Linked DNA regions of Homo sapiens: region 2 is linked to region 1. Evidence: chromatin contacts called from ENCODE Hi-C or POLR2A ChIA-PET data. All regions are on one chromosome and are shown on one strand. Each heading gives the region's core, a stretch centred on a gene start or an enhancer-like site at or near the end of the contact. The rest is flanking DNA. Distances are from core to core; before and after follow the strand shown. Region 1 holds the start of SNHG16 (small nucleolar RNA host gene 16). Region 2 has its middle 7.5 kb from the start of LINC02080.

Region 1 (3,442 bases), core at 16-2,515:
CATCATGAAGATCCTTACACTTAACACCTTAAGGTGATGAGTTTTCACATGACTGTTTTCAAGGCCACAGCCACCACCTTTAATCTAAAAGAGAAGGATAACAGGCTTCATTCTAACAGAAACCACCTTAAGGTTTATTCTCCAGATTTGTATTAAACAGCTGAGCCTCAGCAAGTCAGACCTCCTCACAAAAGATACCATTTCAGACAGGGATAACTTTAAATCATCCTCAGCTCAGCCAATAACAAAGATTCCTAAATCCTAGCGATCCAAAATTCATTTGCCATGTCTCTTTCATCCCTGCATGCCCTAACGAGGATCCACGCTGGTTACAATGACACCTAGTGGCCCCAAATCACACGGGCAAAGACGCTACTCATTTTTATCATTAAAATAATTAGCATTCTGAATTTTGAGTAATTTCTTACCATAGCTGGCTTGTATGTCAACACGTATTCTCATACTTGAACTTCAGAATAAAGCAGGAGGTGAATGTATGTGATGGCACCAACTGTGCTTTCTCATTTCTAGTGACCACTCAGGCCCTGCCTGCACCCACTCTTACTCATGTTAAGGGCTCCATCTATTACTCTGATCCTTCAACCTGGAGCTCTGCTTTTCACCGTCTCTGCAGATGCCAAACAAAGAAAGGCCTCTGGGGGAGGAAAAAAGGCTCGTTGTTAAAACTACGGCTTTCCAGAAGTTTACAATCCTATTGACTCCTATCTGTAAAGCTAAATATGAACTACCGATTGGGGCCGTCCTCAAGACACTCCAAGCGGAATCACGTCTTCACACGTTAACACTCCTGATGCTGAATTAAGAACCACCATCGTCAGAGTCTGCCCGTGCGCGGGCACCGAAGACCCCTGGGCATGACGCTCAGCACACGCGCGGCGGAGGCGCACGGGGCTGCCCAGGTTGTTAGGCGCTCTCCCCCGCAGAAGCCGGCCCTATGACGCCGAGGACGGGCTTGAGCTCTCTCCCTTCACATAGTAACATTTTCTCAACGTTTGGAAAGCATTTTCTCATCCAGTACTTTTAACCCTCCTAACCACCCTATGAGGGAGAAACCGAGATTATCGTCACCACTTCGTCTCTGAGGAAGGGAAGCCAAGTATGTTAGTGTCGTGTCAAGGAAGACCCCGTTTTCCCACCCAGGCAGCCTTACCATCATCACTAAAGGCCTGAGACTGCTCGCCGTGCTCAACACCGACTGGAGTGGCCATGTCTTCCAGCCACGCGGCCGACCTCGAAAAGAACGCGAGACCGCCCCTGCGCGCAAGTCTTCTCGGCAATCTCTCCGGAACTCTCGCGATGTTGAGAAAGGGCTGGTGGGAAATGTAGTTCAAAACTACGGCGGCTGGGGGCTGGCCGCGTCCTCAGCGCGACCCTGGAGCTGGGGGTAAGATGGTGGCCGCCACCAGGGGCAGTGGAGGGTCCGGAGTGGGAAACCAGGCCTGTGAAGAACCACGGCTGTCAGAAAACGAAGCTGGAGGTTCACTTCTGCCAGAAAGTCATTGAGCTTCAACACAGTTTGTCCCTGGTCGAGACTGGGGAAGCACAGAAAGTTCGAGGGGGCAGGGACAGATGAGGAAACCGGGGCTTGGCCGAGTATCTTTGTTAATTGCTCTGCGGATTTTATTTGGGGGAGGATAGGGGCATTTGGGGTGGTTCGCTGGGTTAGTGAAGAGGAGAGATTCCGAGGGAATCGTTCAACCTCCTGCTCAGGTGTTTTTAAGTTTGGGGCGAGGCCGGTGAAGCCGAGGCGCGGGCGGCAAGGAGCGCTGGAGAGCGACGGGGCTCGGCCTCCGCGGCTGCCCAGGGGCCCGGGGCATTCCGAGAAGAGAAAAAAAGGCAAGTGTCACGAGCTGAATTACGAAAAGAACGGAGAATGATGTAACACCCACTGCTCTTCTGAGTGTTATTTTTCAGGCAAACACCTTGGCTTCATTTTTTTTTGTTTCTGGGTTTTTTTGGTTTGTTTTTGAGATAAGGTTTCACCCTGGCACGCAGGCTGGAGTGCAGTGGTGCAATCATAACTTATTGTAGCCTGGACCTCCCGGGCTCAAGTGATCCTCCCGCCTCAGCCTCCTGAGTGGCCGGGACGACAGGCGAGCGCCACCACGCCCAGCTGATTATTTTTATTTTGCAGAGATGAGGTCTCACTATGTTGCCCGGGTTGGTCTCAAACTCCTGGCCTCAAGCAGTCCTCCTGTTTTGGCCTCCCAAAGTGCTGGGATTACAAAGGTGAGCCACTGCGCCCGGTCTGGCTTCGTTTTTGAAATAAAAATAAGGCAAAAACGACATCAACAATCAGGGCCAGAATTTGCACCTATTTGAAAGCTAGTTTAAGTTTGCAAGACCGAGAGCCTTTTCTCCATTCCAGTCTCCCTGTTCTCATCCACCCATTAACAGTGATCTCTGTGGCCTTCGGTGTGGGTTATATTGTCCTGCAGATGGTAATATGTTGCAGATACTTATCTTCAAATTACCACATTTGCTTATGTTTACCTCCTTTCATTTGATTGTAAGCTCTTCAAGAGCAGAAGTCTCTTTTTATTATTATTATTATTTTTTTTTTTTTTTTTTTTTGAGATGGACTTTTGCTCTTGTTGCCCAGGCTGGAATGCAATGGCACGATCTCGGCTCACGGCAACCTCCGCCTCCCAAGCTCAAGTGATTCTCCTGCCTCAGCCTCCTGAGTAGCTGGGATTACAGGCATGCGCCACCACGCCCAGCTAATTTTGTATTTTTAGTAGAGATGGGGTTTCTCCATGTTAGGCTGTTCTCAAACTCCTGACCTCAGGTGATCCACCCGTCTCAGCCTCCCAAAGTGCTGGGATTACAGGCGTGAGCCACCACGCCCAGCCTCTTTTTATTTTTATTTTTTTCTTTTTAATTTCTTAACAGTGCAGGGTTTGGTATTTACCTGCTATGCTCACAGTAAGTCTTCAGCAAATAATCATTAATTCATTCAGCAGTAATTCTGGCCATTAGGTTTCTCTACCTTACCCTTGAAGACACGTTATTTTGTGTAATACTGAAAGGAAGAATGTGTTCTATCCCTGCAAACATAGTTCCTTTCATTTGAGACTTACAGTGGGAATTCTAAGTGTGGAATTTCCCAAAAGCTGCTAGCGGGCTGGTGACCTACTGTAGACAAGATAGTAATGATAGCTAATACTTCATAGCACTTACCAGGTGCCATTCCCTATACTGGTTTCTGTACATGTATGAACTCGTTTAATCCTCACAATGCGATGAAGTACTACTGTCAGAGGCATTGGAACCAGAAAACTCCATCTTGAATAGGAGCTGGGTGAAACGAGGCTGAAACCTACTGGGCTGCATTCCCGGACGGTTAAGGCATTCTAAGTCACAGGATGAGACAGGAGGTCGGCACAAGATACAGGCCATAAAGACCTTGCTGATAAAACAG
Region 2 (3,386 bases), core at 426-2,925, 230 kb before region 1:
TGAAATAAGCCCCAGTCTCCCATAGTGCTCCCAGGCTTATTAGGACGAGGAAATTCCCGCCTAATAAATTTTTGATCAGACTGGTTGTCTGCTCTCAAACCCTGTCTCCTGATAAGATGTTATCAATGACAATGCGTGCCCGAAACTTCATTAGCAATTTTAATTTCGCCCATCCTGTGATCTCGCCCTGCCTCCATTTGCCTTGTGATATTCTATTACCTTGTGAAGCATGTGATCTCTTTGACCCACACCCTATTCATACACTCCCTCCCCTTTGAAAATCACTAATAAAAACTTGCTGGTTTTGCAGCTTGTGGGACATCAAGGAACCTACCGACATGTGATGTCTCCCCCAGATGCCCAGCTTTAAAATTTCTCTCTTTTGTACTCTGTCCCTTTATTTCTCAACCCGGCGGATGCTTAGGGAAAATAGAAAAGAACCTACATGACTATTGGGGGCAGGTTCCCTGATAATCTTCCACTTTAAGGACCTGACATTATATTGGGCCCATTCAGCTAATTCCAGATAATCTCCCCATCTCAAGGTGAGCTGATTAGCAGCCTTAATTGCACCTGCAACCTCAATTCCCCGTTACCATGGAACTAACATATTCACAGGTTCCAGCAATCAGGACATGGACAAATTTAGGCGGGTCCTTATCTGCACTTACCTGCTCTGCCATCTTGGATATGTTACTTGATCTCTCTGTGCCTTGGTTTTCTCATCTATAAAATGGGGATAATGGTTTCTAGTTGATAATTACTTGTAACATGCTTTAAAGAGAGCCCGGAAAAAAAAAAAAGAAAGAAAAGAAAAATAAAAGAACGCCTACACCGGGTGCAGTGGCTCATGCCTGTAATCCTAACACTTTGGGAGGCTGAGATGGGTGGATCACTTGAAGTCAGGAGCTCGAGACCAGCCTGGACAACATAGTGAAACCCCCTCTCTACTAAAAATACAAAAATTAGCTGGATGTGGTGATGCAGACCTGTAATCCCAGCTACTCAAGAGGCTGAGGCAGGAGAATTGCTTGAACCCTAGAGGCAGAGGTTGCAGTGAGCCAAGATAGTGCCACTGCACTCCTGCCTGGGCAATATAGTGAGACTCTGTCTCAAAAAAAAAAAAGGGTGCCTGGTATGTAGGTAAGCACTCAATATATATTAGTGATGTCTCTAGCAGAGAAAATTCGCTTTGGAAGGTCAGGCCGTGGAGGGCACCATGGCACTGTATGAAATGTGCTGGGCTCATCTAGCATATTAAGGATTCAGTGTTGAATAGACGTGAGTGCCCTGCACTGGGCTATTCTTCTTTCACTGGTTTCAATGGTTTCTGATCCAGAAAGGGATAAAATGAAAGAGTTGATCTCTCGGGGCGGGGGGGAACACAAAGAAAAAAGAAAAAAAAAAAACAAGCAAAAAACCAAAACCAGCTGTATAGCAAACCCAAAGCGCTTCATTCTGCAAAATAATGGGACAGGCCAAAATGGTTCCTAAGTCAAAGGGTTTGCCAGAGCCAAGGCAATGTTCTTTAGTGGAAAGCAAGCTCTGGCTGCCAAACAAATCATTTCCTGCAGAATAGGGTACAGCTTGGGGGGCAGCCACCTGTGGGAGGAGAGCCAGCCCAGACACCCCGTGCGGCTCCCCCACGGCACATGGATTCAGCAGGCTACCTCCCCAGCGCGCCAACCACAAAGAAGTAGAGAAGAAAACATCTGTTTTTTCCTCAACATGTTCTCACAGTGTCTACAATATGAGTCATCAAATTGCTTTCGGTTCAGTGACAATTATCCCAAAAGATCCCTTTCTAAGATATAAAACTGAGAAAACTAAACCAATTTAAAAAAAAAAGTTAAACAGGCTTAGAATGTAAACAAAAAAGACTGAAGAATTGGAAATATCTGACAACATTTTCAGGAAGTAAAAGAAAGAGGACCTGTGAATTGAAACGAAGTCAAAAATAAATGCTCAAAGGAGCCTCCTCTGGACTAGACTTCTCTAAAGCTGCAATCTGCTTGTTCTCTAAATTATCACACAGAAATAGGGCAGAACTACTCTTGATAAGAACATCAAAACTTCCAGATTTAATAGCAGCTCAGAAAACCAGTAAATCATAGCCCAATGCTGCAGGGAGGTGTCCAGGGCACATTCACACTATTTGCACACAAAGTTAAAAAGAAGGTCAAGTTTGACCTTCTACCTTCACACAAATATACATCCTAGTATTAAGATTTAGTATATTGTTGATCAAGGACCAAAAAACACACAAAACACACAAAATGTCAAGTTAGAATATTTCTTTTTTTTTTTTTTGAGATGGAGTCTGGCTCTGTCGCCCAGGCTGGAGTGCAGTGGTGTGATCTTGGCTCACTGCAACCTCCACCTCCTAGGTTCAAGGAATTCTACTGCCTCAGCCTCCCGAGGAGCTGGGACTACAAGGTGTGTGCCACCACGCCCGGCTAATTTTTGTATTTTTAGTAGAGATGGGGTTTCACCATTTTGGCCAGGATGGTTTCGACCTCTTGACCTCGTGATCCCAAAGTGCTAGGATTATAGGCGTGAGCCACCACGCCCGGCCGAGTTAGACTATTTCTAGGGAATATGTTTCCAATATTTATCAAGAAATATGAGTTTTAGGCCGGGCACGGTGGCTCACGCCTGTAATCCCAGCACTTTGGGAAGCTGAAGCAGGTGGATTGCTTGAGCCCAGGAGTTCAAGACCAGCCTGGCCAACACGGCAAAACCTGTGGTGGGTATGGTGGCGCGCACCTGTAATTCCAGCTACTCGGGAGGCTGAGGCACGAGAATTGCTTGAACCCAGGAGGCAGAGGTTGCAGTAAGTTGTGATCACGCCACTGCCCTCCAGCCTGGGCAACAGAGTGAGATGGTGTCTCAAAAAAAAAAAAGAAAGAAAGAAATATGAGGCCGAGGCCGAGCATGGTGGCTCATGCCTGAGGTCAGGAATTTGAGACCAGACTGGCCAACATGGTGAAACCCTGTCTCTACTAAAAATACAAAAATTAGCTGGGCGTGGTGGCTCATGCGTCAAGAGGCTGAGCCAGGAGGATCACTTGAACCCAGGAGGCAGAGGTTGCAGTGAGCCAAGATCACGCCACTGCACTCTAGCCTGGGCAACAGAGTGAGACTCTGTCTCAAAAAAAAAGAAAAAAAAAAAAAAGAAAAGAAATGTGAGTTGTAGAGAAAAGAGTTGTCTAATTATTTTACATGCTGGAAACCCAACCAAAATAACCCAAACAAACAAGCCAAAGTAATTATGTTTTATTTTAATGAGACATTAACTTTTCAAAGTTAATTATCTCTTAACCAATAAACACAATCCATATTCACAACCATGTTGATGAACAAAACCAAACTCTGCAAGATATTTA

The links. A loop is a pair of places that touch in the nucleus more often than their neighbours do. ChIA-PET counts read pairs that join two places held with the same protein, here RNA polymerase II (POLR2A). Pooled maps may share reads with other maps.
Region 2: a loop to region 1 is called in a pooled map, with 2.7 times the contacts of the local background. The contact joins the enhancer-like site here to the promoter of SNHG16 in region 1. A Hi-C loop is called at or near these places in 1 of 50 pooled maps. POLR2A ChIA-PET finds 5 or more read pairs at or near these places in 3 of 52 experiments (B cell, HEK293 and naive thymus-derived CD4-positive, alpha-beta T cell).

Annotation. Positions count from the first base shown.
Region 1 is chr17:76,555,587-76,559,028 of GRCh38, reverse strand. SNHG16 (small nucleolar RNA host gene 16) reads right to left here and starts at 1,265. Exons shown (of 3, transcript NR_038111.1): 1 at 1,172-1,265. It overlaps SNORD1C (small nucleolar RNA, C/D box 1C), which reads right to left and starts at 239; the gene lies at 160-239. RefSeq lists enhancers at 43-844, 1,185-1,444, 845-1,645, 2,135-2,234.
Region 2 is chr17:76,789,865-76,793,250 of GRCh38, reverse strand. It overlaps a transcript of MFSD11 not described here. Among named protein-coding and RNA genes, the nearest start is that of LINC02080, 7.5 kb to the left of the region's middle. Within about 2 kb of position 1,675, at least 12 of the 41 ENCODE cell types and tissues checked have a DNase peak (open chromatin) inside an H3K27ac peak, as active enhancers do; they include B cell, where a contact is called at or near this core.